Regions from separate parts of the Mus musculus genome. Here region 2 is linked to region 1. Evidence: chromatin loops called from intact Hi-C (ENCODE). Cell type or tissue: left cerebral cortex. All regions are shown on one strand. Links, peaks and the distances in the headings refer to the core of each region. The heading gives the core; the rest is flanking DNA.

Region 1 (16,160 bases), core at 5,149-13,148:
TTTCTCTGATCTGTAGCCCTTTATCGTGGCTGCTTTCCTGGGGCAGGATGGAAAGCACACGGTGACCCTTCAGGATAGTAAGATAGGTATGGCTAGGAGCCAGTACACAGATTCACATCCTGATTCTGCTGCTGATTGGTTTGCCTCAGTTTCCCTAGTCATACTTGCTTCCTAATTATATGAATGTAGATAAAAAGTGATGTGTTTGGAGCAGCTTCTGGCCTCTGCTGTGTGCTTAGCAAACATTGGCTGTTATTTAAATGTTAGATAATACATTTATTCCTTTCATGTAATGTTTCTAAGACCTGGCTCTGTTCCTGGTACTTTTCCTGTCAAATTGAATATTGTTAGTGAGTAACTTGCCACTCTTCATAATGATGAAGTTGTAGTAGGCTTTCTCTTTATTTCCCAAATTGATCAGGTATGTCTTAGTACTCTAAGCTTGAATCCAACTCAGCATGTGTACCTGATGTTTGTTCTCCAGAGGGATGCATCCCAACTTCAGGCAATTTAGGAAGTTGGAGATAGTTTTACTGACAGTGATTGGAGGGGCAGCAGACTGTGTGTAGCAAAGGCACAAGCTGGATTTGTATTCTGCCTCTCATTTTTTTACTTCTTGTCAGAACTTAGGACAAAGTACTGGACCATAAATGCCACAATTTTCTCTTACAAAAGAGAAATATTAATAGTGTCCATCTTGTGGGAACATGCTCAGGGTCACATGAATTAGCTTAGGATACATGGTAGACAGTCACTAAATGGTAACCAAAGGTACACTTTGCTGGTTTGCCCAGACAGCACTAATATTGTATTTTCCTCACTAGCTTAACTGTATCCATCACAAGTTTCTTAGTAAGCTTCAGAAATATTACAGTGTAGTTGGCAGTGAGTTTTTTTTTTCCTTAGTGCTAGGGTTTGTCTGCAAAGGTAGTATATATTTGCGTGTAACTGTGATCTCATTGCACAAATTCCTTAATATACCTGGGGGGTTACTAGTGTGGATGGATGGAAATGAAGAGAAACAGGGAGTATGTGATGAGAGAGAAGAATGCGTGGTCACAGAAGAGAACACATGATGTCAATGGAAGGCATTGTACTAGTACACAACTCCATTCTCGTCTGAGGCTGTTCATGTGGTATGGATCTGTCATCTGCAGTGGTGGTGTCTGTAATATGCATGTTCTTAATTACTAAGCCATCTCTCTACCTTCCAAAGATTCATATTTTGGAAATTTTAATGCTCTCATCGGTAAAAATCTATTGTGTTTTTCAAGTTAATTTTCAATTCATAAAAGATTGAAACTCATTAAGATATTTAACACCCACATGTTACCTCACTCTTGTCTCACTGGTTCTTATGATAATAGCATATGAATATTTTATCTGCTCTTCAATCCCATGTTGTAGAATTTCCAACCTAATCCTGGTCTGATTTCTGGTGCTCATCATCTCTCCTCTAATCACCCTCAACATGGGCCTGCGTCAACACCCATCGATGCTGATGGGCTGCTGGAGTAGCAGTTGTCTCTTGGACAGAGTCCCTTTATGACTCTTTTCTGTTACAAAAACAAACATAGCCTCTACATGGTGGTGCTTACCTATAATCTTAGCACTCAGGAGCCAGGGACAGGAGAATCAGGAGTTCAAGGCCAGCCTTGGCTACATTGTGAGCTTGAGACTAGCCTAGGCTACTTGAGACCTTGTCTCATTTCTCCCAACCCACACCCCTCCAACTCAAAACCCCTGACAACAACAAACCCAGACTCCACCATGGTTGCCTCAATCTGTCTTGTCAGTACTCTGTCTGCACTACCTTCTAGCCATGGTTGACTTTTCTGTCTTCTCTCCTCCTGGGTATCAGCTATATTTTCCATTGTGTACCCTAATCTACTCTGCTGCTGACTGTTCATCTCTGAGAGGCTGACTGGTTTGACATCTCATGGCTCAGTGACCTTGTCAGCCAGCCTCCTCTCCTGTCACTGTTTCCCACTTGGATGTTCTGAATCACCTTTGTACAGGGAAAGCATAAAGCTTAGACCTCAGCAACCCTTAATATATTGGCTTTTGAGGGATGCTCATTAAAAGGTCTTCCAGAACTTGGAATCATATGTATGGAAAATCTTAGTAGACCTACCAAATCATAAAATGATAATTATAAAATGATAAACTATACTAATTAATTAGTATTTGAGTCCCAGTACCCAAATTTAGGTGAGCCTTATGCTGTAGAAGCATTAAAAAATGGAGGTTTAGGGGAGTTGTTGTTGTTAGAGCTTCTTAGGCAGGTTTTATAACATGGTTCAGGCTATCAGACTCACAGCAATCCTCCTGCCTCAGTTTCCTGAGTGCAGGGATTACAGGTATGAGCCACTACACCCAGCTATTGATGATTCTGTAAAAGAGACTGTGGTGAGCTCACCTCTCCAGAGCACAAAGAACATCATCAGATGTCAGTGTTGGTGCTGATCTTGGTCTTTGCAGGCTCCATGAAGAAAAAACAAAACAAAACAGATCTTTGTTCTTCATAAACTATCCAGTCTGTGGTTTTGTTTTGGGGTTTGTTTGTTTTCACATACAGACTAAGACTAAAAGCATAATGCCATTAGCATCCATAAATGCCCGTTAACAATACAGAACTTACAACAGGGTCCCAGTTAACTGTGATATGTATGACTCTTCATTTCTGAAGAGGGAGGAGGAAGCCATCAACAGTTAGGGCTAATTAACCTTGCATTAACATTGTTTAGACATTGTGAACTAAAGTCCTGGGGGTGGATGGAAAGCTGTATCTGTGTACATTGTACAAGGCTGATTGGATGACTAAAAGCTTTGGTGACTGTGGACAGCTTGAATGTTACAGGTCCAAAGGCTAAATTATTTAGGGCTATGTTTAGTCTTCGAAATCACAGTTAATCACTCACCTCTGTGTTCTACCTAAAATCTATTTCGACTATTAGATAAGTCCTTTTTGCAGTGTCCCAACAGACCACTGGTGCACACCACAACTCAAAGGCTAAGCATATTGTCAGACAGCATCCAAGGCCAATAGCAAAGATGTCCCCACTTTGCTGTAATTTGCCTACCTGATGTTTTCTACTAATGTACTTGAAAGATGCTTGGATTTATGACTTTCTTTGTTATGTTAGTATGAAAACTTCACCAAACTGTTACCATATTGGAATATGTTATTTGGGGTAACTAAATGTGACCTAGCCACAGTCACTCATAATTGTCTTTGAGAATTAGTTGTCTCTTATTATTCCTTTTGAGGTAAGCACTGTGATTTTATATCTATGAGACACCCCATATGCAATTAATCTATCTATGTTCATAACCGAGCTTCCTAACATTTGAGGAAGCAAAGTTACCATTTGGAAAGAGGGCAGAGATGTCTGGCTTTCACCTGTTTAAGATACCCACTGGCTGTCTGCAGGCCCAAGTGAAGGGTCTATGCTTTATTAGCAGGAACAAACCCTGGTCCTGTCATAGCAGGGTTAACATGAAAAGAAGGTGGGAACACTCACTACAGTAACTGGCACCTGCCAAGTACTGTGGTGGGACTATGGCTGAAAGACAAAACTGAATTTTTATCATTCCTTGTAGAAAGAATTAAAAACCAGGAATGACGACTGAACTAATTGTAGAGGAAATCTGAAGAGAATCCTTTGACTAAATTAATGAAGCCCAATTTAATTGACTTTTGACATGGAAGGACCATGATCTTCTCCGAGTCAGTTCACATTTCTTGGTGTGTGTGTGTGTGTGTGTGTGTGTCCGTCCATGCATGAACATGTATGCACATATGTATAGATGCCAGATGTGGACATCAAATATCTTTTCTAGTTTCCCTTTACCTTACTTTATGAGTTAGGGTCTCTGAATGAACCTAGAGCTTGTTTGGATAGACTCTGGCCACTGAGCCCCAGAACCTCTGTCTCTAGGATTACACACAAATGCTACTGTGCTCAGCTCTTTTTATGTGTTACAAATTGAACTCAGGTCTTCATACTTCTACAGCCTGAACTTTGTAAAACTATGAAACTGAGTGTTTTGTTCCCTTCTAGTTTGCTTTTGATTTTCATAATGGTTAAGCGAACAGAACATCTTTCTCCCCTATGGTCTCCCAGTCTTAGGTCCACTGTTCTGTGTGATAATCTAAGTAAAGGTTTCTTTGTAAAAAAGAGGAAATTTTAAGGGTTTGAGGTTTCTGGAAGAAATATTTACCAGAGCTACAGAGTTGGGTGTGGAAGGTGGATTTGGGTTTCTGGAGGGGCTGAACTTAGAAATGTACCACTGGATTCTCAAAACAGCCCCTACCTCCCATCAGAACCATGGGACTGGGAAAGGCAACATCCAAACCTGACCCTCTGTGGAGAGGCTTTGCTGCTGACACAGTGAAGAGGAGGAACTTGTGGGTTCAAGGCAGTGCATTAAAGAGGGCTCTAACTTTTTTTGGTTTATGGTTAGCTTATAATCTTTTCAAATGTAAGCAATGTCTTTGCTATATTTTAGAAAAGTGAGAAAAAAATTTTCTTTCAAGAAAAACTGTTTTGGGATTGTCATTCCAAAAGATCTGAATTTAACTTCTATCTGCCCTCGGAATATGTAATTCTTCACCAATGTCCTTTATTGTTTTGAATGTGAAACGGAAATTAAGTTAGTGTGGTTGATAATTCTGGAGGTATTTGTGGTGGTGTATGTAAGTGATTGGTGTACTGCTGCACAGTGACTTTTAGCTGCTTGTCTTAGGGTTTCACTGCTATGAAGAGACTCCATGAACACTGCAACTCTTATAAAGGAAAACATTTAATTGGGGCTACCTTACAATTCAAAGGTTTAGTTCGTTATCATCATGGTTGGAACTATCATGGTATGCAGGCAGGCATGGTGCTGGAGAGGTAGCTTAGAGTTCTACATCTGGATTGGCAGGCAACAGGAAGTAAATGCCACCCTAGACCTGGCTTGAACCTCCAAGCCTGGGCCTTATTGACACACTTTCTCTGACAATGCCACACCCACTCTGACAAGGGCACACCTCTTAATAGTGCACTCTCTATGGACCTATGGGGGCCGTTTTTATTCAAACCACCACACAGCTGGTTTCACCATCTGTAGCTGACACTTAGGCAAAGATTATGTGGTTTTGTGGTTTACAGATTCTGAGAAAAGCTGGAGAATCTTAACTAATATAATGTCCATTTTAGTCATTAGCGTCCTCAAAAGGGAAATAGGGCTATTCAGATAGTTGTCATCCTTCACCCTGCTGTCTACATCTCAAATCAAAACATTTCAAACTCCAGTCTAGTGCTGGAGAATAAGAGAAATACAAAAGGAGAGGTTGAGAGGTGGAAAAGGAAGGACTTTAGACTACTGCTTGGGTTACTAGGCTTTATTGATCTTAAAGTGTGTGTGAAAGAAAATCTATTCATATAATACTTGTGAAGCATGGGAAGGAAGACTGTCTTTAAGGTTGGGCAGGTCTGTTGAGATATGTTCAGGAATTACTACAAAGGCATTTTGTAGTAAGAAAGAGGGCTTGAGTTTAACCCTGACTATAGCTGTGAGTGGAAATTTATAGCCAAGAACAGAGCTCATAGTAAGGATTGGGATTAGAAAGCCCCTGTATGAAAACCTTGTACAAAAAGAATTCTGTCTAAATGAAATATGGGCTGTGGCTGAAGACTGGCCAGGGTAGCCAGGTATCACCTGGTGGAGAATTGAAGAACCAGGTTACAAGGGTGAGTAAATATACCCAGGGTATTCTAGTTCAGTTTCCTGTTACTATAGTAAAAACACTGACCAAAACCCATTTGAGAAGGAAAGGGTATCTTTGGCTTATACCTCAGAGTCCATCATTAGGAAAACCAGGGCAGAAATCTAGAGGCAGGAACTGGATCAGAGACCATGGAGAATGCTGCTTACTGTCTTGTTCTCCATGGCTTTCTCAACTACCTTTCTTATGCCTTCCAGGACCACCTGTCTAAGAGTAACACCACCAGCAGTGGAATGCGCCCTCTCACATCAATAGTTAAGACAATGCCCACAGACAGTCCCATAGACTAATCTATGGTGGTGCTTCCCTAACTGAGGTTCCCTCCTCCAAGGTTCCCTCAGTTGACAAGAACTAACCAACGCGCAGCGAGAGGAGATATTGGAAAACTGACATAGCAGGGTTCTTGCTGAAAGTGTAACTTATTAAAAACGTACTCAGATGGACATAGAAGAAAGTTCTGACTCTAATCATACTGAAGAATTGTTATCCTTGCTAATATCTACTGACATGGAAACTGCATTAACTAAGGTTGGTGACTCAGAAGAACACATACTCTGTATCACTCAAGATGGTAGGTAGGTGATTTGGTGTTATTGTTGTTCTGGTCTCTGCTAAAGTCTCCCCCAGGGTTTGAGGGTTGACTAACTGAAGGATGAGTGTCAGTTTTAACACTGAGTTAAATTAACACATCTGAGAAGTGGGTGTGTAACTAAATACAGTGGGTCTGAGTCTTAGTAAGCCCAAAGCCAAAAGGAGCACCGCCATGAAATAAAAGATGGAAGGTCATTGTGTGCTGCAGGCAAGGGAAGCAAAGGAATCACTTACACAGCAACTCTCTCTCTAAATGGGAAGCACGGGGATTTCATCAGGAGCCTATACAAGTACATGCTCACGCAGAACTGAGCACATAGCATCATGCTCAGTTTAAGCTTGTGATTAAGAAGCAAGGACTGTAGAGACATTTTTGGAATGTGCTAAGTTCAAGATCCTGGAGAATGGCAGACAAAAGCATCTCTGAGCATGCTCAGCTTTCACTTTATAGTTTTAGCTGAAAGGGAAGGGAAGGAAAGGGTGTCCTGGACATGCAGTGATGTGCTTGTCTGCCTTCAAAGGTGGCTGCTTCATATAACAGGAGATCTGGGATGTAGGCGGAGCATAGATTAGGGAAATCACTTCAGAAAATCTTCATCTTTTGTTTTTATTTTGCATAAATCAAAGATGTTTAAAATGCTTCATTTGACAATAACAGTCTCTCATGCTGGCACTAAATCATTGTGTACAGCTCAACATTCAGGTTATCTCTTCAAAGTAGAGAATCCACTCGTGTTTTCTTTATGAATGCTGTGGCATCCATTTTTCTTGATTGGTTACTCTGTGTTTTTTCGGTCATTTGTGATGTCATTAGTTGATGAAGGTATCCAGAAATTTCAATTTTTTAGGAGCTCAGAGACTATTTACCTAGTTCTTTGATAAAGAAGGAAATGCGAAGACTGCAGTCTTGATCCAAGCCATGAACACAAAAGGACAGAAGCCTCGATCCGTGGTTCTGAGTGTAGTGCTTTCGTGGTGGCTTGGAATTTGGTGGTGGTGATACTTTCTGTAGCTTTTTAAGGGATGTGCAAATTTCAGGGAAAATTTGACTATATAGCCAGGCTTGGTGGTATACATCTATAGTCTCAGTATAATAGAGGCTAGGTTAGGAGGATTGCCATGAGTTTGAGGACAGCCTGGGCTACATACTGAGTACCTGGCCAGTATAACAGACAACTTAGTGACATCTCAAAAATAAACAAATACACAAATAAGTAAATAAAGTATTGGTAGTAGCATGCTTTTATGATTGAAATGAATCACTGAGAAATCAGGTTTAAAAATTATTCTAATTTTTTGGTCTCATGGAATTATTGTAAATGGCAAACAAGCTATAAAAATTCATGTCTGGCATGTACTGTTAATTGTGACTATTACTAATGCTGCTGCTATTCTTGGTCATTGTTCAGGCCATAGGGAAAAATCACAAGTCTAATTCTGAGGTGGAGTGGAGGAGGAAATGTAAAGAACAGAGCACATTACACTCCCACCTATTTAACGCTTCTCCAGAAATGGCACCATGTTGTGTGTCTCATTTTGTCATTACTATGGTCCACGCCTTAAAATAGAAATCTTGACATCTTGTTTTTCCACCAAGAATCTCTGTACCATTTCAGGCTTTCATGAGTTTGGGATGCTATATTTTGAAAATAAATCATCTGGTACCCTTACCCTATTTTATTTCCTTTTTGTGGAAATAGAATTTTACCAAGACTGTCTGAACTAGAGGACACATTATAAATACAGTTACTAAAATATCCATTGTAGTAAACCATCAGAAATGATGTACGGCAGCTTTGTCTAAGTGTAACCTCAAGGAAACCCTAAAGCCTGTGGCTTGTTCTATAGAAAGGAAAGCCACTTCCCATTTTTCCATTGCTAAGCAAACCACAGAGGCAGCTCGAGAAATAGAGCCTCCAAGAGCAACTGCCTGGAAAGTTCAGTTACATTCTCACTCTTGCCCTCCTTAGCATCTTTTTCTGGCCCCTGTCTGTTTCCTTTAGTTGCCTTCTGTGGGCTACCCTGCATCCTTGAAGAAACAGAAGTGCCAAGGCCTAGTCTTGGTTTAATTTACCTGAAAATGACAGTCACAAGGTGGCAGAGCCCAGAAAAGGATGTGCAGTTCTGTGCTACTGTGCTACTATGGGAATAACAAGCCAGCTGCCCAAACCCAAACATAGGAGCCAAGGACTGCTTCAGTAAATGCACGCACATGTTCCTGGCCTGGCCCATGTCAAACTCTCTGCTGAGGTCCCAGAAGAGAAGGAAGGACTCAGAAGCAGCTCTAGAAGGTGGGTGGGCTTGTCTAGAACTTGTAAGCAGCAAAATCTATTTGATGGCTTCATGCCTGTTTATTTTCTCTATCATCAAGCACTTGGATTGCCAGTTCTGAGTATGTGTCACTTCCAGGAATTTTTATGAACCCAAAAGGGAAGAAAGGGAGCACCAAGGAAGAGACCTAAGAGGAGAAAGGAAGAGACTTAAGAAGAGAAAGGGACTTTTGGAGGGCAGTCATGATAGGTCCCTTTTTGTGAGCACTCCATAGCCTCAGTAACAGTGCCAGGCCTTGGGACCTCCCCTTGAGTTGGATCCCACTTTGGGCCTGTCACTGGACCTTCTTTTCCTCAGGTTCCTCTCCATTTCCATCCCTGTAATTCTTTCAGACAGGAACAATTATGGGTCAGAGTTATGACAGTGGGATGGGAACCCTATCCCTCACTTGATGCCCTGTCTTCCTGCTGGAGGTGAGCTCTCTAAGTTCTCTCTCCCTACTGTCTGGCATTTCATCTAAGGTCCCTCCCCTTTAGTCCTGGGAGTCTCTGACCTCCCAGGTCTCTGGTGCATTCTGGGGGGTCCCCCAACTTCCTATTTTCTGAGGTTGCCTGTTTACATTTTTTTCTGCTGGCCCTCAGGGCTTCAATCATTTTCCCTCACCCAATACCAGATAACCAATGCCCCCCCCCCCCTTCTACTTTCTCTCACTCCCTTCCCACTTGTGATTGCTTTCTTCTCTCTCCCAAGTGGGACTGAGGCGTCCTCACTTGGGCACTTCAGCTTGTTGAGCTTTTTGAGTTCTGTGGACTGTATCTTGGGTATTCTGTACTGGTTTTTTTTTTTTTTTTTTTTTTTTTGGCTAATATCCACTTATTAGTGAGTACATACCATGCATTTCCTTTTGGGTCTGAGTTACCTTACTCAGGATGATATTTTTTAGTTCTATCCATTTTCCTGCAAAACTCAGGGTGTTCTCGTTCTTAATAGCTGAGTAGTATTCCATTGTGTAAATGAACCACATTTTCTGTATCCATTCTTCTGTTGTGGAACATCTAGGTTGTTTCCAGCTTCTGGCTATAACAAATAAGGCCGCTAAGAACATAGTGGAGTGTGTGCCCCTGTGGCATGGTGGAACATCTTTTGGGTATATTCCCAAGAGTGGTATAGCTGGATCTTTAGGTAGATCTATTTCCAATTTTCTGAGGAACCTCCAGAATAATTTCCAGACTAGTTGTACCAGTTTGCAATCCCACCAGCAATGGAGGAGTGTTCTTCTTTCTCCACATCCTCTCCAGCATGTGTTGTTACCTGCTATTTTGATCTTAGCCATTCTGATTGGTGTAAGGTGGAATCTCAGGGTCGTTTTGATTTGCATTTCTCTGATCACTGAAGACTTTGAACATTTCTTTAGGTGCTTCTCAGCCATTTGAGATTCCTCAGTTGTGAATTCTCTATTTAGTTCTATACCCCATTTTTGATTGGGTTGTTTGGTTTTTTTGGTGATTAACTTCTTGAGTTCTTTATATATTTTGGATATTAGCACTCTATCGGATGTGGGGTTAGTAAAGATTTTTTCCCAATCTGTAGGTTGCCAATTTGTCTTATCGACTATGTTTTTTGCCTTACAGAAGCTTTCCAGTTTCATGAGGTCCCATTTATTAATTGTTGATCTTAGAGCATGAGCCATTGAAGTTCTGTTTAGGAAATTTCTCCCTGTACCAATGAGTTCAAGGCTCTTTCCCACTTTCTCTTCTATTAGATTCAGTGTATCTGGTTTTATGTTGAGGTCCTTGATCCACTTGGACTTGAGCTTTGTACAAGGTGACAAATATGGGTCTATTTTCATTCTTCTACACACAGACAGCCAGTTAGACCAGCACCATTTATTGAAGATGCTTTCTTTGTTCCATTGTATATTTTTGGTGTCTTTGTCAAAGATCAAGTGACTGTAAGTGTGTGGTTTTATTTCTGGGTCTTTAATTCTATTGCATTGATCAACAAGTCTGTCTCTGTACCAATACCATGCAGTTTTTATCACTATTGCTCTGTAGTAAAGCTTGAGGTTCGGGATGGTGATTTCCCCAGCTGTTCTTCTCTCTTCCAAGTGGGACCGAGGTATCCTCACTTGGGCACTTCAGCATTCACAAAAAGAGACCTATCATGACTGCCCTCCAAAAGACCCAACAATCAGCTGAAAGATTCAGATGCAGATATTTGCACCCAACCAATGGACAGAAGCAGCTGACCCCTGTTGTTGTATTAGGGAAGGCTGAAAGAAGCTGCTGGAGGACCAGCAGTCTCAATCTGGACCCCTGAGATTTCTCAAACACTGAACACCAAACAGGCAGCATACACCAGCTGATATGAGGCCCCCAGTACACTTACAGCAGAGGACTGCCGGGTCTGTGTTCATTCAGAGATGATGCACCTAACCCTCAAAAGACTGGAGGTCCCAAGGAGTTTAGAGTTCAGGTGGGGTGGGGGTTGGGGGCATCCACGTGGAGGTAGGGTGGAGTGGGGAGGAGGTGTGGGATGTGGAGCAGTCAGAGGATGGATGGGGGGCTGGGGAATAGAATATGGAATGCAAAAATTAAATTTAAAATAAAATAAAAAGAAGGAAAGAGAGAAAGAAAGAAAAGAGAGAGAAAGGGAGCACCGAGGAAGAGACATAAAAGAAGAGAGCGAGAGAGACCTGCATTTGAGTGAAGATGACACTTCCTTGCAGTAACAGAGCATTTGCTGCACAACAGTGGCCACGTATCTTCCTTGAGCCTGCACAAAGTGGGCCTGTCTCTGCAGGATTTTAACCCACTCAGGTGTTACTGAAAGGCAAAGTCTGGGCCAAAGTTTCTCTCCAGTAAAGAGCCATTATTCAAATGCAAATTTTAAGAGGAAAATCCTTTGAGGGGAGAAAGGCTTAACAGAAGTGAAAGAACTAAATGAAAAGCATTAGGGAGAATAAGACACAGGGAAATGCCAGTGGGATTATGTGATTGAGTTCAGCTTTTTTTTCTCTGCTTGACTCACATGTGCAAGCTCCCATGGAGGGGATATGGACCCTTTATGTTTTCACAGGGGGCTTGTTAACCTCAGAAGCCAGCCAGTCCCATTCACAAAGCTGGAGCTTCTACTTTGAACCAGTGGGGACTGTGGCAGATGTGGGCTCTCCACTAATCTCTGACCTTATTGAAGCTAATATTAAAATCTAATTTGTTTCCCAGGCCAGAGGACAGTAAGCAAGTTCTGGGGTGGATCAAAGACCTCTCAGTATGTATGAGTAGCACTGTGTGTTTTACCTCACATAATCTTGGTATCCTTGTTTTTCAACAATTGTGAGATCTTTCGTAGGTTGAAGACATTGTACCTCAAATTATATAAAGAGGTAAAAGTAGACTAATGTTATCAAAGTATACAGGTTTATCAGGGGTGGATGAGATGGTAATATTTATTATTTAACAAGACTACATCCTGTTTTATATGTTATCTCACTTATTTCTTACAATATTCCCACAGAGTACATATTATTGTCTTTTAAATGAGCACAATAGATGTACAAAGAAATGAAGAAAGCTGTTTCCTGTTGCAGGATATTTGATCACACTGTGAACCCTGAGATTGTGTAATTTATTGAAAAGAAAAACTGTTTCTAGTTGTGTTGTGGTAAATTATATTTGAGGGTTTCTACTCCACCTTAGATCTTTAGTTCCCAAATAAAAGACATAAACCTATTATATTTATAATGAGTCTTAAAACACTAAAGCTGTGCAGATGTTAGCAGTCTAAGCTATTTTGTCCACCTCCCTGCCAATAATCCTGAGATATCACTTGCCTTGTTCTGCCTGGGCTATTTCTACTCCATCCAACTGGCTGGCTCTCATGGCCGTGCACACGGGATCCACCCACCCCATGGTGCCTTTTTCCTTCTTCTTCCTTGTCTTCTTCCCCTGTGGTTTCTGCCTCAGACCCAAGCCCAGGAACCAAAGCCCTCCCTATTTTTCTTCTGCCCAGCTACAGGCTATAGGTATCTTTATAAACGGATAACTTGGAAGGCAAGGTTTATATAACAAAAGCTAGTATATGTGAGGATCGTCTCATCTTGGAGCAACCAGATCTTGGGGTACAGAATTTAGCATTTGAATACAAGTAGCGTCAGACCAACCACTACACAGCTGTAATGTGGCTTAGCCCTTAGCACCTTTAATCCCTCTGGCTGGAATATAGACACACCCTTAGCACACCTTCAATTCCAAACAATGAAGATAAAGTTAGTTTGTAGAAGGAAGCCCCCATGTTTGAAAGTGATGTCTGATTGAGTGGCAAACAAAGTGCCAAATCACAGAAAGATTCGACAGAGTAGGATATGCCTAACTCTCATGAGAAGAGAGAGGAAAGGGAAGCTACTTAAGAGAGAGCAGTAGGGCTGGAGAGATGGCTGAGCAGTTAAGAGCACTGACTGTTCTTCCAGAGGTCATGAGTTCAATTCCCAGCAACCACATGGTGACTCATAACCATCTCTAATGGGATCTGATGCCCTCTTCTGGTGTGTCTAAATACAGCTACAGTATATTCACATACATAAAATAAATAAATGTTAAAAAAAAAAGGGGAAGAAAAGAAAATTGGATTGCTATGGAAAACTCAGAGTTGAGAGAGAGAGAGAGAGAGAGAGAGAGAGAGAGAGAGAGAAGAGAGAAGAGTACAGAGAGAAAGAAGGAGGTAGTTTTACCAGGAGAGTTTTACAGAGAGGTTGCAGAGAACAAGCTTAAACAGGCCAGAGAGTAAGAAGGAACCAGACAATTGGAACAGATGGCCAGAGATTGAAGCCAAGCAGAGCTAAAAGTCAGAGGCTAAAGAGAAGCCAGATTGGATTAGTCATCTTGGAGAGGTGTTGAGCCAGAATGGCTAAGTTGAACCAGCCAGCCAGAGTTCAGAAAGAACTAGAAAGGGTGAGCTTATTCAGCAGTAAGTCTCAGAGGCTGGAAACATTCTAGACCTGGATTAGATTGTATGGAGGCTGGAAGCTTCTGAGGCTAGGCCTAGCTTAACAGACAGAGATGACAGTTACATCAGGCAAATACAAGGTGCTTTTGCAGTTTCACTTCTTGTAAGTGGCAGAATGCCATGTTGAAACCCACATGCCCTGGCTCCAAAGTCAGGTTCTTGGTGTTTTCTCAGAGCTCAGTATTTTCACAGAGGGGAACATTGTGCTGTAGATGGTTGCTCTTAATAGCCTCATTTTTCCCTTCCTCTTTCAGGTGTCTGACTGGGAGCACCAACAGAAATTTCCTTCTTACCTTGAGACCGTTTTTAAAGCGGGCCATTTTGGTCATCAGTTATGTAAGTATATAATATGTATCTCAAATGTCACTAGTAAAGGGTGTTTTCATTTCATGAGTGTTTCAACTCAGGGATATGCTCTAGATTATTTAATAAACTCACTGTCAATATAATCTTGTAAGGAAGGTTTGCAGGTGGTAAATGTTACTATTGAGCAGAGGTATATATGGAGGCACATATGGGAACCCAGTGGCATAGTGTGAACAACACAGAGTTTAGAGTCCTTTTGAAGAGTTTTCAAAATGACCTGGCTGTATTAGTTATCTACTGCTGCACAGAACATCCAGTCCTGGTGCCCAGAGGCATAGATAGAGCACCTGCTGCTTGTTCAGCTTGGAAGCTCAGCTGGATGATTTCCTATGTTGTGATATACAGTCAGGGTCATCCATCATCTGTAAGGGGAGGGGGCAGTTGAGTCTACTTCTTCATAGATGATCAGAATGCTTGAACAAAGATGGAAGAGGTGTTGGTAGACATTTCATCAGGTCTTCTCATTCCTCCAAGGTGACTGTCATTTTGTATTTCCGCCTGTGGATAATGGGAGGAACTATGCCCCTCTTCTCAGAGCAAGACAATCCAGCTTCATTCTCGCCATACATCCTTACAAGGTCAGTGCATGTACATTCTGTAAACTTTATTTGGTACTTAGTTTTATTGGATATTTTTATTGCCATAAATCATTTGTACAACATAACAGGTCTCGTTGCAAATGAGTTCATACATACTGGCACCTGTTCAGTATTATTAAACCACAGGCCAGCTTTTCATTTCGAGGAGATAGTGATCATAAGTTAGTCAGCATGAGGATAGAAAGGGAAACTCTGTTTCATATATTTGAAATTCTTTTCAACCAATTCTAACTGGGCAGAATTGTGGCTTTGGTTCTCACTGGTATATATCTATTTATTTGACAACTATTTTATTAGATGCTTATTGTCTATAATATACATATCCTTTAAGTGGCTTGTTTGTTTGTTTGTTTGTTTGTTTGTTTTTCAAGACAGGGTTTCAAGACAGGGCTGTAAAGCCCTGGCTATCCTGGAACTCACTCTGTAGACCAGGCTGGCCTCAAGCTCAGAAATCCGCCTGCCTCTGCCTTCCAAGTGCTGGGATTAAAAGCGTGTACCACCACCGCCTGGATTGAGTGGCTTTTAAAATAAGCATTACAGAGCACAGCACAGAGATGTGTGCAGAGATTGGTTAGACAACATAACCTAAAACCAAGGAAGGCTCAGAACAACAAATAGAAAGGAATGGTATTTGCAAAGATAGTGCTAACTGTGCCTTTTACATTCTCAGAAGTTCTAGAAGATGTTGAATTAGGAGGTGATATTGATGAATGCTCCGGGCACACTGAGTCTGCTGTGGTGCACTGCTTTAAGATATGATCACAGTTATCAATTTAAATAACTTCAGATTATATTCTCTGTGGTGTTTTAAACATTAAGATACCATGTTTAATTATTTTCATAGTCAAATATGCTATGAATATCTTATAATGTTATATCATTTTAATATTAATTTTATGGAAGTAACCTTTACTATTTTGATATATATATATTTTCACAATATAATATAAAACATGACAAATCTTTTATTTTCAAATAGGGTCTCACTATGTGACACTGGTTGACCTTGAACTTGAGATCCTCTGCCTCAGCCTCCTGAATGCTAGGATGAGAGACAGATGCCACCACCATCAGCTAACAACAAAGATTAAAACTGAACTTGATGAGTGGATGATTTATAGTTGAGCTTATTGGTATTTCCTAGAGGTTGCAGAATTTTGACCCCCAATCTTATGTCAGGCATCAGTCTTTGCCCTGTCAATGTAGTGTACATGTTTTAATGAATATACTTCATTACTTGTTTTGCCTGTATGGTTTTCTTACATTTTGCGAGATTTTTCTATTTTCATTGTTAAATATCTATGTATTTTATCTTTTGATACCGAGGGTCAGGTTGGTGAAAGTCAGCCTTCCCTTAGACCACACAGCCTGCTCTGCTTCTCTTTTCTCGTGCAGACCTTTTTCTTAGCATTCAAAACCAGTATCTTCCTAATCTGACATATTTTTATAATAAATATTCTATCAAAATTGCTTTTATTACTTTGACACCTGTTTGTGTTTATGATTTTTTAAAAAAGATTTATTTATTTTATCAATATGAGTACACTATAGCTATT
Region 2 (16,160 bases), core at 4,618-12,617, 84 kb after region 1:
CTGAGCCTGCAGGGAGTAGGAGAGAGGGCAGCTGTTAGGAATGAATGACCTTGTTTGTCCCTGAGAAGACATGATGTAGGTATGCTGAGGTCTCAGTACCCACACAGAGCACCTGGGAAGTGTGAATGGGGCCCGAGGTTCTATTGTGCATCAAACTGCCAGGTGACATTCACAGAGGTACATAAATCACACTGTGAACAGCGAGCTCTTACAACTGAGGGTAGACTTCTGAGAGTTAAAATAAGTAGCCATGATTAAATCCCAGTGCTTAGGAGGCTGAAGTAGGACATGCAAGTACATGAACAATGGTCCAGAAGTACAATACTAAAACCATGCTTTAAAAATAATTTAGCATGGGCCAGGTGTGGTGTTGCAGGCCTTTAATCCTAGCACTCAGGAGGCAAAGGCAGTTGGATCTCTGTGAGTTTGAGGCCAGTCTGATCTACAGATCGAATCTAGGACAGCCAGGGCTCTGTTACACATAGAAACCCTGTCTCATAAAATATAACAAAGCAAAACAAACAAAAAGATAACAACAACAACAACAACAACAATAATCATAATAATTTAGCACTTACTGGAGTTTTACTATGTGCAGGCCTTTGGACTGGTCTATGGGATTTTAAAAAAGGGATCCAACACAAAGACCACATAGAACACACACTCAGAGTATTAGGATTCTAGTGTCATATTTTAAACTGTTCTTATGTGGGAGTTTTTCCTCAGGGGATTTCAAGGCTGACCTAGCACACAGAGTTGGGCCTGTCCTAAGGAAAATAAAGCAGTTGTGTTACACTGGAGGAACATTTGCAAGAGGACCTTAGTGTGTGCTCGAGCCACTTGACTCTGCTGCATGTGAACGTTTCTCTTCACAATATCTGTCACATGGGGCTGCAGTAAGGACTGAACTCATAATGCCATGAGAATTTATGAGAACACCCAGTACACAGTCTTTACTGAGTGGAATAGTAAAAACACTTGCACCAGACTCTGGTTTAGTCCCTAGTGGGAAAAGGTTCCCTCAAGGCTTAGGCCTAGATCCTTGAGGCCATGGGCTGTCTGTGGTTCCAGGGTTTCTGTTCTTCATAATACACTTTATTTTCCACATTTACAATAGCTGGCACTGAAAATCAGTATTTGTGGAAGTTATTTCAGTAAGCAGAAGGATTAATGCCTAAGAATGAGGTAGTGAGATCCACTGTCTCCCTGTAGCACCAACAGGAGAGGCCTTTTCACCTGAGGAGAGGACTCACAGGCTTCAGGTCCTGGAGCAGATCGACTGACAGAGGCAGAGCCAGTTTGTAGTGAGAGCATAACAACACATTCACTTCCCCTTCCAGCCACTGGTCACAGTGTTTTCCAGTTTCATAAATTGTGTGTGATGCTTTCTTTTGTGGATATAAATCGTAGCTGGACATTTTAGCCGGGTTTGTCCTAGACCAGCAGCCATCACTAAGAAATCAGACTGTGAAGCTCAGTAGTTTTAAGATTATTAGTTGTTCTTTCAGAGGACCTGAGTTCCCTATGAGACCTATGTCATTGGATCATAACACTCATAACTCCAGATCCAGGGCATCCCGTGCCCTCGTCTGGAGCTGCACATGAACTTTACATACAGAGATACACATTTATAAACATAAAATTGTTTTTGTAAAATGGATTTGGACCTGTGGTGCTATTAGAAATGAGGACGGGCCATCTTCACATCACTGTACCCACTTCCATGCTGCCCAGGTGATGTCCCCAGAGTGCTGGCCTGAGGTTCAGTGTTTCTTGTTAACAGGCTTACAGACTCTTCAGTAAAACTTCCCAACAGTGCATAGCAGGTGTGTTAGCTACTTTTCTTGCTACTAAGACCAAATACTTGACAAGAAATTTAAGAGAGAAAACATTTTCTTGGGTTCCCAGTTATAAAAGATGGTATTGTGTCCACAGTCAAGCAAAAAAAAAAAAAAAAAAAAAATGGACAGTCTGTACAACCTTGAGGCCTCTCCCCAGTAATCTACATCTACACCCTTCCCATCATGCAGTTAGGCCCCAAGACCTAACAGTCCACAATTTTCCATAACAGCACCTGCACCAGCTGGGGAGCAAATGTTGCTCAGGGACAGGAGCCTGCAGGGCTCACCACATTCAAACCACAGCAGCCAGAGTCAGTGATGAATCTCCAGTATCTCCTCACTGCTTTCCAGTGAGAATCCAGACACAACTGGCATAACATCTACATGTAAACACAGTAAACATCTACATCAAACACAGTAAAATCCAGGACGAACTACCTAATCTTTGCTAAAAGCTATGAAATGTTGAAGTCTAAGCAGAGGATTGCAGCAAGTGCTCATGAAAGGTGGCCTCCCTCTGTCATCTGCAGGTCCCAGGAGAAGACAGAAGAAGCCATCATGCTGCTGAAGGAATCCATTAAATATGGTCCAGATTTTGCTGATGCCTATTCAAGCTTGGCTTCCCTACTGGCGGAGCAGGTAATTGTTTCCATTTAATTTCAGAAGTGTTTTTTTAAATGTTACTTTCAAGTGCATCTGCCAGTATCATCACAGTATCATCTAGTTAGTCTGGCTAAGGGTTTATCTATCTTGTTGATTTTCTCAAAGAACCAGCTCCTGGTTTGGTTGATTCTTTATAGTTCTTTTCGTTTCCACTTGGCTGATTTCAGCACTGAGTTTTGATTATTTCCTGCTGTCTACTCCTCTTGGGTGCATTTGCTTCCTTTTCTAGAGCTTTTAGATGTGCTGTAAAGCTGCTAGTGTATGCTCTCTCCAGATTCTTTTTGGAGGCACTCAGAGCTATGTGTTTTCCTCTTAGGACTTTCATTGTGTCCCATAAGTTTGGATATGTTGTGGCTTCATTGTCATTAAACTCTAAAAAGTCTTTAATTTCTTTATTTCTTCCTGACCGAGTTATCATTGAGTAGAGTGTTGTTCAGCTTCCACGTGTATGTGGGTTTTCTATTATTTATGTTGTTATTGAAGATCATCCTTAGTCCATGGTGATCTGATAGGATGCATGGGATTATTTCAATATTTTTGTATCTGATGAGGCCTGTTTTGTGACCAATTATATGGTCAATTTTGTAGAACGTACTATGAGGTGCTGAGAAAAAGGTATATCCTTTTGTTTTAGGATAAAATGTTCTATAGTATCAGTTAAATTAATTTGTTCCATAACTTCTGCTAGTTTCACTGTGTCTCTGTTTAGTTTCTGTTTCCAGGATCTGTCCATTGATGAGAGTGGGGTGTTGAAGTCTCCCACTATTATTGTGTGCAGTGCAATGTGTGCTTTGAGCTTTACTAAAGTTTCTTTAATGAATGTGGATGTCCTTGCATTTGGCACATAGATGTTCAGAACTGAGAGTTCCTCTTGGTAAATTTTACCTTTGATACGTATGAAATGTCCCTCCTTATCTTTTTTGATAACTTTAGGTAGAAAGTCGATTTTGTTCGATATCAGAGTGGCTACTCCAGCTTTTTTCTTGGGACCATTTGCTTGGAAAATTGTTTTCCAGCCTTTTACTCTGAGGTAGTGTCTGTCTTTGTCACTGAGGTGGGTTTCCTGTATGCAGCAAAATGTTGGGTCCTGTTTTCATGACCAGTCTGTTAGTCTATATCTTTTTATTGGGGAATTGAGTCCATTGATATTAAGAGATATTAAAAAAATTTTTTGAGAATGAAATGTTTCACCTCATAGTGGACTCTTAAGCATGTTCTTCGTGTATGCGGTATGCTAGCTGGATATCTTTTGGCATAATTGTTACACGTTTGGCATGGATAGCCCACCCACAGGCTGGTATCTTCAAAAAGACCAACCAGATAGGCATCACTTGCCTCCTGCAAAGCACCAATAGCTGCACTCTGGAAGCACAGATCTGTTTTGAAGTCCTGAGCAATTTCTTGCACCAGAAGCTGAAAGGGGAGCTTGTGAGTCAGAAGTTCAGTGGACTTCTGATAGAGTCTGATTTCAGAGTGCCACAGAACCAGGCCTGTAACTATGAGGTTTCTTCACCCCTCCAGTAGAGGGTGCACTCTTGTGAGCAGCTTTTGTAGCCAGTTGTTTCCTGGGTGCTTTACCATGGGTGGATTTGTGGGCAGTCTGCTTTGTATGAACCTTGTTATGGACACCTCCTTACTTACCCCCACCCCCTTCTTCTGGAGCTTGGCAAGCTAGAGGCGGCTGGCGTTAGGGAGCGGCAGCACGACAAAGGCTGCAAACACAATTCTAATCACAGGTTTTTATAGAATTGTCATAACTAATAATTGGCAGCTCCTGTCAAACTCTAGGTATAATCTCAGTTTGTTCTTGATCAACACTAGAAGCCCAATTTTCTCACTGTACAAGGAGAGGGGCGTCAAAGGCAGAAGGATACTATTGTCCGTGATGTGTCTGCTGTCATTTGGAGACAAAGTATGTCAAGAATAATATATGACATTTGCTATTGTTTCTAAAAACTTTTTAATTAAAAAATTACAGAGAAATATGCTAACCTTCAACCCTTTGTGAGCTCCAGTCTGCTCTGCTCTTCCTATGTTGCTTGCTTCTGAGAGGCAGTGGGGGTGGGGGAGCGAGTGCTCCCTTTTGTTCAGGGGTTTTCTAGCCAGAGCTTTGGCATTCCTTCCAGAATGAACTCCTGTGTGGTCTCACATTCCATGTTTTTATTACTGTTTACTTGTGCTATGATGATTTTGTATCTTAAAACCTGCTAGGGAAGAACAGATGGCAAGGCAGGCCCCCAGGAGACCATCTCTGGCATGAGCAGTTGTGCTCTGAATCCCTGTCTCCTTTTCACTTGTCTGAATGACTTGAAACCAATTTTCAGGGTGTGCTGTGTTTGTCTGCCCCTTGCCCTGGGGAATGCACATGAGTTATCTTATATAAACGGATGCTCTGCTTTTGTTGACACATGAAAGTGACCCTGATAGCTGTAGGTTCTGCTGTCAATCAATTGCCAGTCCTCTTTTAAAAGTCAAACTGAGAGATGCCTTGGAGCAGCTGCTAGCTAAACATAAGGAATGGTTTGGCCCACACATTGGTTACTGAGGCTACAATTTGCATTTTAAACATTTTATAAGTTCCAACCAGTAGCAAAATTAGAATAGTCTATAAATATTCAACTGACAGAAGTTACAAACTGTGTTTTAATACAGCCATTTCTAGACCGTTCCTCAGACATAAACATCTGTGGATTTGTGGGTCCCAGATATAAAATGACATCATAGATAAACAGCTCCTACGCACATCATTAAATTACTTAAACTTAGTGCAGTGTACACTAGCTATAGAAATAGCTGCTATACTTTATTAATTAGGGACTAAACAAAAGAAACTTCAGTATAGGCATAGTATTTTCTGAGTGTTATTTGTGTGTGTATGTGTACCAGAAAAAAAAAGATATCTAATACCTTTCTCTTTTGCCTTCTGCCTTATTCTTTTGAGTCAGCGTCCCTCACTGGACCAAAGTTTACTCTCTTGGATACACTGGCTAGCTGGTGAGTTTCTGGGGTCTGCCTGTCTTTGCCCAGATCACTGAGGTTAGACACACATGTCCATGTGTGAAACTAGAGATTCAGATTCAGGCACACAAGACGTACATATAAGCTTATAAGGCTTACCCCTGAACCGTGTTCTCAGCCTCTTTCTTGACTATTTTTGATCTGAGGTTTGTTGCACCTGCAGATAGAGAGGCACGGTGTTCTCTAAACAGTGTAGATAGGCTGTAGTCAGAAAGCCTATCTGGAATAGATGACTTCCTTGAATGTTGACTTTTTACAGTGTTTAATTAATTAAGGTGATCCTCCATGATGTATGCTTTCAGTCCTTGACAACTTTTGGCTCACAGGGAAAAGACAGCCTGCATCCCCCGGGATCACGTTTTCTCTTCACCCTGACCCCTTCATCTCTCAGAGAGACACACCCTGCCTCTGCCTCTGACCTAGGTATGTCAGGCACCTCATTGTGCAGGCATTTTCTTCAACCACCACACATCTCTACCCAGATCCGTCTTCCCTCCTGCCGTGCAGTCGCCGCCTACACAGTACCGTGTTGACCCTTTGTCTACTTTCTGTCATGTCTCCCATCACTTTGTCCTCCTGTGTATTTATTTCCTACAGCTTTATGTTATCTAACATAGCTCGGTGGGCTAATGCTCTTTCATCCACCTCCAGAATGTTTGACTCTGTAAGGGCATTTATTGTAATTATTGTAGTAGTCTCACACCTGCCAGGCTGTATGCAGTTAGTAGATTCCAGATGTGTGAGTAAATAAACTTGGAGAGTGTGCAGTCCCCACTTCAGTCCTCTCATTGAGTTGTGCCTTATTGTGATGCCCTGCCCTGCCCTGCCCTGCCCTGCCCTGCCCTACCCTGGGGTCTAGTGTGAGAAGCAGCTGTGAGGTCATAGCAATCATCTCTTACTCCATTCATTGAGTTTTTATGACGTGGCAGATCTTGAGAGTGGGAGATCTGTGCTTCAGTCTTGGAAAGACTGCATGTTTCTCCTAAATTACATTTAGTTTTTATTTTCTTCTTAATCTGGTACATGAAGATCTTGTATTTTCTAGGAAGGTCAATTCTGTCTCCCCTTTTCATCTCACCTCAACTGGTGGCCATCTGGACTGCACTGTCTGCTTCTCTCTTGTGCTGTTCTTACCTCTACATTTGCCTTTTTCTTAATTCATATTCAGTTCATGTTCCTGCCTTGATTTCATTATCAACAATGAGGTGTGTGTGTTGATTGTACAAATAGTTTCCAGCTCAGATCTTTTCTTCCAGCTCCCTAAGCAGGCAGTAGACACTGAATTACTGCTCTTAAAGAAAAAACACCACAACTTCAAGCAATGTTCAGTTATATCTACAAGTGATACCCAAGTGTTGTCTTGGGATCTCTTGATGAACTGATACCTCTTTATACACTTCACCTTTTTCAGGATCATCTTTTCTTTCTTTCTAAATCCCTTCTTCCTTATAAAACAATTCAGTTTCCAATTCCTGTCCAAACCTTGTTCACTTTTCCATTCTGCGTTGAATTATATTTCCAGAGATCTCTGTGTTTAGCATTTTGCCTGTTGCTGTGAACATGAACCCCACAAACGCAGCTCAGGGAGGAGGGGGTTATCTGCTCACCATTTGTTGGTACAGTTTGTCATGGAGGAAAAGTCATGATGGCAGGTGGTTCTGTGGTGGGAATATTTGACCACTGTCTATTCACATCTCACTGGTCCAGAAAGCAGACAGGAAGGAGGCCCAGCTATAAATCTCAAGATTTGCTTCCAGTGACCCACTTCCTCTACCTAGAACCCACATCCTAGAGATTCTGTTTGCAAACCAGCAACACAGCTGGGAACCAAATGGCCTGAAAGAGACATTTCACCCTCAAGCCATGACATCAGCATACAAATTGTATCATGTTTATATATGTCGTGTATTTTCATTTCTTGGGTTACTATCCTGAAATGAAATCTAAACCATGTGGGCCAGGAAGATAGCTGAGTAGGGAAGGTGCTTGCTGAGAAAACTTAAAGACTGGAATTCAGATCCACAGACTCCACATAAAAAGTGAAGTAGGCATGATTCCTACCAGTAATCCCAGCACTTGGGAAGCAGAGACAGGGGATTCTCAGGTCGGGTTCAGTTGAGAAAAACTTCCTTAATACATAAAGTGGGGCACTATCAAGGAAGACTCTCACTGTCAACCTCAAGCCCCCCTATCCATGCCCTTAACAAATGTACACACACACACACACATGCATGTATACCACAAATGCATGTACTTACACATGAGTTCATGCAAGTGTGAACACACATGCACACACACATATACATACACACCTACACCACATCACATTAAAAATATTAAAACAAAACATTGATTTTTAGTGTTTCAGACTTATCTTCCTCTAATGACAGATTTCTTTAGGGAAAGCATGGTCTTGGATATATCCCTACTGCTGTCTGGCTCCACTCTAATTAGTGTCATTGTTTATATACAGATAAACCATTTGTGTGTTAATACTGTGAAAAGTAATGGTCTTTAGTGGATATTCCAAAGTTTCTGCTGTTTTCGTTTTCTAAATTGATGAACTCTGAGTTCAGTTAAAGATACCACTTTAAAGTGGTCCAGATGTTCACTGACCTTGACATTCATATTAGGACCCAGGACCATCACATCACTAACACAGTAGGCAGACCTTAACCAAGTGGCCATTTGTTGTTTGATTGTTCAATGAAACAAAGGCATTTTTTCAGGCAAAATTTTCTAAAGGATAACATATATATGTGTGTGTGTGTGTGTGTGTGTGTGTGTGTGTGTGTATGTGTATATATATACATATTTTTTTTTCCTTAGCTGAATTTCAGGAGTTTCAGATAGGATATTTGAAATGATTTCCTGATTAAGTTATTTTCTGTGGAAACATAGCAAACTGATATAAAAAATTATTGAATTTCTTACAGTTGGAGCTCAACCGCTGTGAATACAAATTACACAGAAGACCTTCATCTTTTCTGACAAAATGCACTTCCTTTAGCTGCTTTCCTACTCTAGAGGGAAGGTTATTGTGAAATGCTTTAGGATCCTAGAATCTCACTGAAAAGTCTGAAGGGTTCTTCTACCCTTAAGGCAATTGGTTTTCACACAAGAGATAGGACAGCTGTTGGGCTGAACTCAGGGCCCCTCCCTTCTCTGAGTCTACACATCTTATCTTAACCTCTGAAATTCTTTTGGGATAAAACAAGGTTTCTGATACACAATGTAGCAAACAGGAGTTGAGGAAAACCCTTGGACTTGACAGACTTTGAAGCAACCCCTTTCCACTGTTACCTCTAACAGCATCTTAGACTTTCAAACCCCAGAAAATATGGAAGTGATATTCTTAAACCTCAGTCAGCCTGCACACTCTCCCTGAGCAGAGCTACGATCTGCCACACACACAGCCTACACACATGCTGATTGTGGTTGAGGACTAGTGTCACACTGGAAGCAATGACAGAATAAAATCTCCCATGTGCAGTCAAGTTTCCGAAAGCTGTGTGAAAGGATGTACATTTATTTTTAAGTTTGCAGAGAGCATGGCATATGGGCCGTGAGGCACTTGGCAATTGGATGCCTTTTGAATATGGTTGGTTTAATATGTTTGGCTTATTCACATAAACATTTATTATACTATTGTGCTAATATGAAGATTAAACAGATATCTCACCAAGCCAGGAACAATTGATCAGACAAAGAATGCTGCTGTAGAGTTCCACTGGGAAACCCTCTCTTGTAAGGATACTTTATAAGCTTTCAGGCTCTACCCATGCCTACAGTTAAGTCCTCAGCTTTGACAGACTGGGAACAGTGATAAAGGTCCAGGAAGTCCTTGAGAGCATAGAATAGTAAATAGGACTGACAAATAGGCCTGTGTGAGCCCAGGAGTCTGGGAGTGCAATGGTCACTAAAGGCAAGGCCATGCACAGTCTTAAAGCCTCTTGCTGATGGGTTTCAACACACAGACTAGAAAAGCTGTGTCTCTGGGGTAGGCAGTGCAATCCTAGAGACAATCTCTAAAGTTACAATGTTTGCATAGTTTCACTGGGCAGTAGCTTTGCTCAGGGCTCACAGCTTGGGGCTGCTTCACTAGCATATCAACACCTTGGGAGCCTGTCCTGCACGAAGCTTCTGTCTTAGCTGCTCTGGGCTTGCTTCTGAGGTCTGGCTGTTAACAGAGCTGCTCAGTGGCAAGCTGAGGCCTCCTTTTATTGCAAGTCCCATAAAACCACTTTTAAGTTACACAGAATGATATGTTTCTACCAAAGTTCTTTGTCTCTACCTGAAATTTCTGATTTTCTAGGACTTTTTTAGTCCTGACTTCTGCCATTCAAACTATTGATTACCCTTTCCAGCTAGCTATTTCAGTGGGGGAAATTTGGGAACAATCACTTTCAATTATTTGTTTATGTTTTAGAAAGAAAAGAGAAGAAAATTCTAATGGCGATGGGGAATGGTGGCTTAGGCCTATAATCCCAGCATTTGAGAGTAGAAACCTAAGAGTCTCAAAGAAACAGAGGCCCAGCCTGACCTCTTCAGGTCAGGGAGCCACTTCTACTATGGAAAAGCCAGAGAAAAGCAAACTCAGGCAGAAAATGAGATCAGCTTTTTCTCTTATTACACAAGGATATGGGTGATGTGTTAAAATCAGAGAAATGACATGTATCCCCTACTCAGTGGAATGTCTAGAAATAAAGTCATTCTGCCTCAGAATTCTTAGGTGCTTGTAATTCCAGCACTAGAGAGGTATTTCTGAGGCTCACTGGCCAGCCAGCTTAGATCTGTGAGTCTCAGCTTCCAGACAGAGGAACCTCTGGTCTCAAAAACAAGGTGGACAGAACTTGAGAAAAACAAAGCAAAACAAATCAAATCTAAACAAAACACTGGAAGCTTATGACTGAGCTGTTAGGGGCACTGGAGAATGTGAGTACTCCTTTATACACACAGCAGAAGGGTAGAAAAATCTGATGCCAGGAGAGTCTGGGGTGGCAACGGCCTGCCTGTTGCCTTGCTTTCCCCCGATCTCCACGAGCATTCACAGGTAGACGCTGAGCTTCTCAGACAGGGTTGTAAATGGTCCTGAGCCCACAGGAACTTGTAGCCATCTACCCCTTACCACAGAGAACATAATTTTGCATCACAATAGTAATAAGGAAATGAAATTAATACTGTTTATGATGCAGACTGAAGAACCACCTGCCTCCATCTTAGGCTTAAAAGCCTTTGTATGGTAAAGACAAATTAGGTTCATTCCTAATTAATGATTAAACCTCTGTTTCTCAAGGATTGGGCTATAACCAACCTTAACTACAAATGGTTCTGAACTACCTATTCCAGGAACTGCAGGCAATCCATCTATGTTTCAAAAAGTTGTTTATAATTATCCTGCAACTCTACCTTTGTTTCAAAAGGTTATCTGACCACCTATGACTGCCTATTGTTATGTCCACCTTGCAAGCATGTCTTTGTTTCAGGAGGTCACTAGGACTAATGTCTGTTTTTGCACTCTGCTCCCGTAACCCTGCCAAATCCCTACTTGGAAGCCCCCTACCCCTGAACTATAAAAACCTTGTCTTTCTCACAGCCAATGCTGACCTCTTGAACCCCACCTTAGGGGGAGGCAGCCCATGTACACAAATAAAAAGCTTGCTAGAGTGAATTGCTTGATTCAGTTAATTTTGCCATGATGATTCCTGTCAATGGTCTTTCTCCTCCTGTCTTTGGGATTAACATGGCCACTGAAAATTATTGCTAACATCAGGTTTATAACCTACTGAAAAACTCAATTAATATAAAAACAGCTATAAAATATTTTCCTTTCATATATTTTGGGATGTGTTTTTATTTAATACCAGAGTGAAAGATCTAACATGTGAGTTAGTAAGAGGGATGGAGTCTGTCATGAATTGGTTCAGTCACAGTCCACGCTCACAGCTAAGTCAACTTGGAATGAACCCTAATATAAGAACGTATTGATTTAGTTATTTAGCTCCTGGTAACTGAGCATACAAATCCTATTAAGCACCAGAGATTCCTCAAGTAGCAAGTCCTGTGTCTTGTCTTCTTGGAACCTAGTCGTGGAAAGGGAATGTTGGAGCAGGGAGTCTGAATGCCCTGCAGCAGTGTGAAGAGCACTCTGCATCAAGGGGGATGTCTGGGGATGTGAGCCAATGTGGTTAAGGTTGTGCCAGCTCCTGTAAGCTAATGCATGAAGACTGAGGGGAAAATGTTTCCGGCCAGGAGTAGACCATATGTCTCACACCTGCAAAAGTAGAGGATGGGGTAAATGGGATAGGGAAAGCTGGAATCGGACACTTGAGGTATTTACACTTGCAGGTCTCCTCTCTCCTGGTCCCCTGTGTCACTCCTGTAGAGGCATGCTCTGTGTATATTCCTTTGTGTGTGTGTGTATTATTTAATTTACCCTTGAGAATTTTATACATGTATACAATGTAATATGATCATATTCATTCTTCATTTTCTCCTCCCTACCATCCCACCGTTTCCCCTAACACATCCCTTCTTCATGCCTTCTTCTTTTTTCCTTAAACAACCCACTGAGTTCAGTCAGTGTAGGGGCAGGGGGTGGGCCCCCATCCACCAAAGCAGCAGTCTCCCTAGAGGAAAGATTTTCCTTCCCCCAGAGCTATCAGCTGCCGACTGTTGCTCAGTTAGGGGTGGACTATCAACTGACGCTTAGGGACATATCTCATGATTTTTACCACAGTTTTCTGGAGCTGTTTTGCCAACTCATAAATGGCACCTCCATTTGAACTCCTTTTTAAAAAAATCAGATTTTGAAATTATTTTGCATATTAGTGGGTCATAAGACTTTCTCATTGTCCTTACTTCTGCTTAATCTATTCTCAGCCCTTTCCCAACCTTTCCCCCTTCCCCTGACCTTTCCCCTGACCGTACTCCCTCTCCCATCTTGGTTAACACTTTACTCCCCATACCCATGGTCCTTCTGCTGTTCCTTCCCAATCACCGTGTCCTCTTCATTGTTTCTCTGTCTGGCTTTCCTCTTTGAAGCAGCCATTTCTCTTTTACTCCATTACCACACACAGACATACACACACACACACACACACACACACACACACAGAGAGAGAGCTCACACTCTGCTGAGAGACAAAGGCATGCAGCACTAGAAAATGCCAAATGTTTCCTCAGGGAGGAAGAACGCCAAGCTAGTTGATTCATTTCAGTTGGATGTGAAAGAAAATGAGACATCAAATATTGATAGAATATTTCTCATAAATGTCTTGTGATCTCTTGAAGTTGATCGTTTACTGTTTGGTAAAGAAAATAACAGTGGTGAAAGTGAAGAGACAGGAAGCAGGCCTGCTGGGCAGCTTCAGCTTTGGAGCTGCTCTGTCTTGAGTAGTCTGCAGGAGGTTATAAAGCCACGGGATGTCAGACTGGTCAGCTTCCCAGAGTGTCAATCCATGAGTCCTCTGCTCCCCAAGACTGCCACAGACACACATCTAGAGCTTCCCAGTGTCCCACTAGTGAACGGTTACTTTACGGCTGCCTTGTTTTATTGCTTAGAGCAAACACACTTCTGGGTGGGGTATAGACCTGTGGCTGTGTCAGAGACTGTTTCCTGTTGTTAGGATGCTCCACTGTACGCTGCCTGTACAGTCAATACACCTTGCCTTGGACAGTGCTCTGAGCGTCTTCCACAGTAGTGCTGACTAAATGACAGCCCCTTTCTGCTTTTCATCTTGTCAGGTCTAATTTTCTTCATACTTCAACTAACAATGAAAGAAACCACTTAAATACCACTGTCGGGAAAGCTGGTATGAATATGAATAATGGTCAAACATTAAAGAGATCTATAAAGATTTAAATTAATAGGGCCAGGATCTCCCTCAGTAGCACACGTGAGGCTGTGATTTCTGTTCCCACAACCAAAATAATAAAATGTAATAAATATCTCAGCTAATGCCACTGTCCTTTTGCATTGGAAGGTTTTTTAAATATATAAGTGCACTTTTTATGTAGACTTTCTTATTTTAAATAAGCTATACCAATGAGGAGGAAGTATCTTCCTTCCCCAGCAACCATTAACTGACATTAGCTCCTCAAGAAGAGAGGAGACCTTGTAAGTTCCTTTCCACCCATGATAGGGGCTTGTAGGTAAAGATGCAAATTTCGTTTTGTTTTGTTTTTTAAAACGTATGTGTATTTGTGCATTGGTGTGCATATATGTGTGTATGAATATGTGGGGGGAGACATGTATGTGTGTATGCATCTACGTGTACATTCGTATGTACATATGCATGTGTGGGCATGTGCGTGCCTGTGTGTGTGTATCTGTGTGTACATGGGCATGTGCGTGTGAGTGCCACAGTGTAGGTTCAGGACAGAGTAAATTCCAGGACAGGCAAGGCTACACAGAGAACGCTGTCTCAAAAAACAAACAAACAAAAGCTTTCTTTCAGACTTATTGTTAAGATCTAAAGTACCTATTTTGAGATTTTTCATCCATCTTCTCTGAATGTGACAGCTGTTGATCTTGGCAGTTAGAGAAGGTATCTGAGAAATGTCCATTTTGCTGGCCTATGGATCTGATTCAATAAGTAAATCTTGTCACCCAGAAACTTCCCCCTCCTCAGTGGTGCTAAAATAACTGGACTTAGTCACCACTGGTGGTTCCATATGAGATGAAGAGCCCCAGGGGTCCCACCAGGTTCCAGATCTCTCAGCCAGGCTTGCTGAGCAGCATGAAGGATAGCCACCACACACACCTTCACTGACTGGCCGAGGTGTCCATTTTCAAATGTCTGACTTGTGATAAACTTTTAGCATACGGAAAATTGCAAAGAGCTTTGTACTGGATTGCCTTCTTTTACCTGACATTAATGCAGTACTAGAAAATAAAACTGTTAACTATAGTTTCTGGATAGTTCTCAGAACTTTTGGTTATTTACATAATTTTAAGCTATGTGTTTTCAAAAGAACAGTTAATATAATAGTTTTAGATAACTATAGGAAAAATATCTGTAAATCATTGGGTTCTGAATTACAATTTATTAAATTGTAAATGATTAAAATATGTTAAGGTACACAGACCAGGAGGGCAGTTTTCTAACTGGTCCTAGCTGGTTCTAAATGATCTTTTGAAGGTGTGGTGCTTGGTGTGGGGTATGCCATATGGGTTGGAGGTATGCCTCAAGGAGACAGATAAGTGCTTTGTGGAGGCCAACTCAGAAAACATGGATTTATCTTTTTATATATTGCATTCTTTTAATGTTGGACATGCAGTTTTTAAAATACTTTATGTGCTTAAGTGTTTTGCCTGCATTTATGTCTGTGTGAAGGTGTTGGGTCCCCTGGAACTAGATTTACAGACACTTGTGAGCTGCCATGTGGGTTCTGGCAATTGAAACAGGGTCCTCTGAAAAAGCAGCTAATGCTCTTAACCACTGAGCCATCTCTCCAGGCCCCAGAAAGCACAGATTTAATAAGGCAAGGAGCACAGAGTTCAGTGAGCTGTGGGAATACTTCAAGAAGAGAAGGGGTAAGACAGAGTCCTCCCTTCATTTAACCAGGCGTCTCTCCTCATCTTTCTTAAAACCTGTCCCCAATCCCAGCACTCATGTGGTTAAGGCAGGAGGCTTGTAGTGAGTTAAGAGACCAGCCTGGGCTATGGAATGAGGTTAGGTCAACTTGGGCTCTGTCACTCACACACACACACACACACACACACACACACACACACACACACACACACAAACAAGCATACGCAGAAAACTTACCTAGCAAATCTTAGAGGGATGTAGGAAGAAGGTGAGTGTTCTCTGTCAACCCGAGCACTCTGCCTCCAAGCCCAGCAGGTGAAGAGGACCCATTTAAAAGATCATTCTCAGACCTTTTCCACACACAGGTCTGGGTCCATCCAGACCCTTCATCTTAGTAAGTACCAGCACGTTTGCAGTGGTAGGAACTGAGCACACCTGTGCTTGTACACTATGCTTGTGCACGGTTAGTGTAGACTTGGATTCAGGCACAGCCCATGATGTCTGTCTTAGTGCCTGGCTCAGTAAGCACTCTCTCTTTTCCCTGCTCACTCTGAATCTTCCTTGTATTGTTAATTTCATAAAACTTTGTTTTTCTTTGTTCCCTGCTAAAGGAAAGATTTAAGGAAGCTGAGGACATTTACCAGGCTGGAATAAAGAACTGTCCGGACAGCTCAGACTTACACAACAACTATGCAGTTTTCTTAGTTGACTCTGGTGAGTAAGATGCCACTCTGCTGAGATTCCTTTTCTCTCTCACACGGGCACAGTCACCAGCTGTGCAGGTGGCCCACACTTCTGACCACCCTACACTGTGTGAGGGTATCATTTGTCTAAATCTCCAAGCTCAACTCAGAATTGTGTCTATAATGAAACTTCCCTGTGCAGAAAGTGGCTTTGCCTTAAGCCTAGGTATCCTGACTTTCTTACATCACACCCACAGGGCTGTACATCAGCGCTGTACTCCCTCAATGAGCACCCACCTCCAAACCTACCTTCCAACAGATGCTGGCTACTTTCTATAACTGACTTTATTTAAAAGCCTCTGGGACTTCTTCTTGATGTTCTAGCAGTTGATACATTGGTCTCCTGTGGTGGGTGG

What was found. Hi-C counts contacts between places; a loop is a spot of excess contacts. Peaks named below come from ENCODE experiments on the same cell type or tissue, not always from the same donor. Only the 100,000 strongest peaks of a DNase experiment are listed, where the experiment ranks them.
Region 2: a loop joins it to region 1, with 2.6 times the contacts of the local background. A loop is called at or near these places in 6 of 42 quality-filtered maps.

Annotation. Positions count from the first base shown.
Region 1 is chr6:148,334,066-148,350,225 of GRCm38, reverse strand. Tmtc1 (transmembrane and tetratricopeptide repeat containing 1) reads left to right here. Exons shown (of 20, transcript NM_198967.5): 6 at 13,894-13,975; 7 at 14,480-14,583. Among named protein-coding and RNA genes, the nearest start is that of Gm52483, 96 kb to the right of the region's middle. In left cerebral cortex, for the core only: no CTCF peak of the experiment used is centred there; DNase peaks (open chromatin) are centred at 6,568, 7,874, 8,293 and 8,464; H3K27ac peaks cover 1,768 bases.
Region 2 is chr6:148,249,103-148,265,262 of GRCm38, reverse strand. Tmtc1 (transmembrane and tetratricopeptide repeat containing 1) reads left to right here. Exons shown (of 20, transcript NM_198967.5): 13 at 2,372-2,480; 14 at 15,673-15,775. All of the region lies in intron 1 of Gm52483 (a long non-coding RNA gene), which reads right to left. Among named protein-coding and RNA genes, the nearest start is that of Gm52483, 11 kb to the right of the region's middle. In left cerebral cortex, for the core only: no CTCF peak of the experiment used is centred there; DNase peaks (open chromatin) are centred at 4,911, 8,965 and 9,471; H3K27ac peaks cover 498 bases.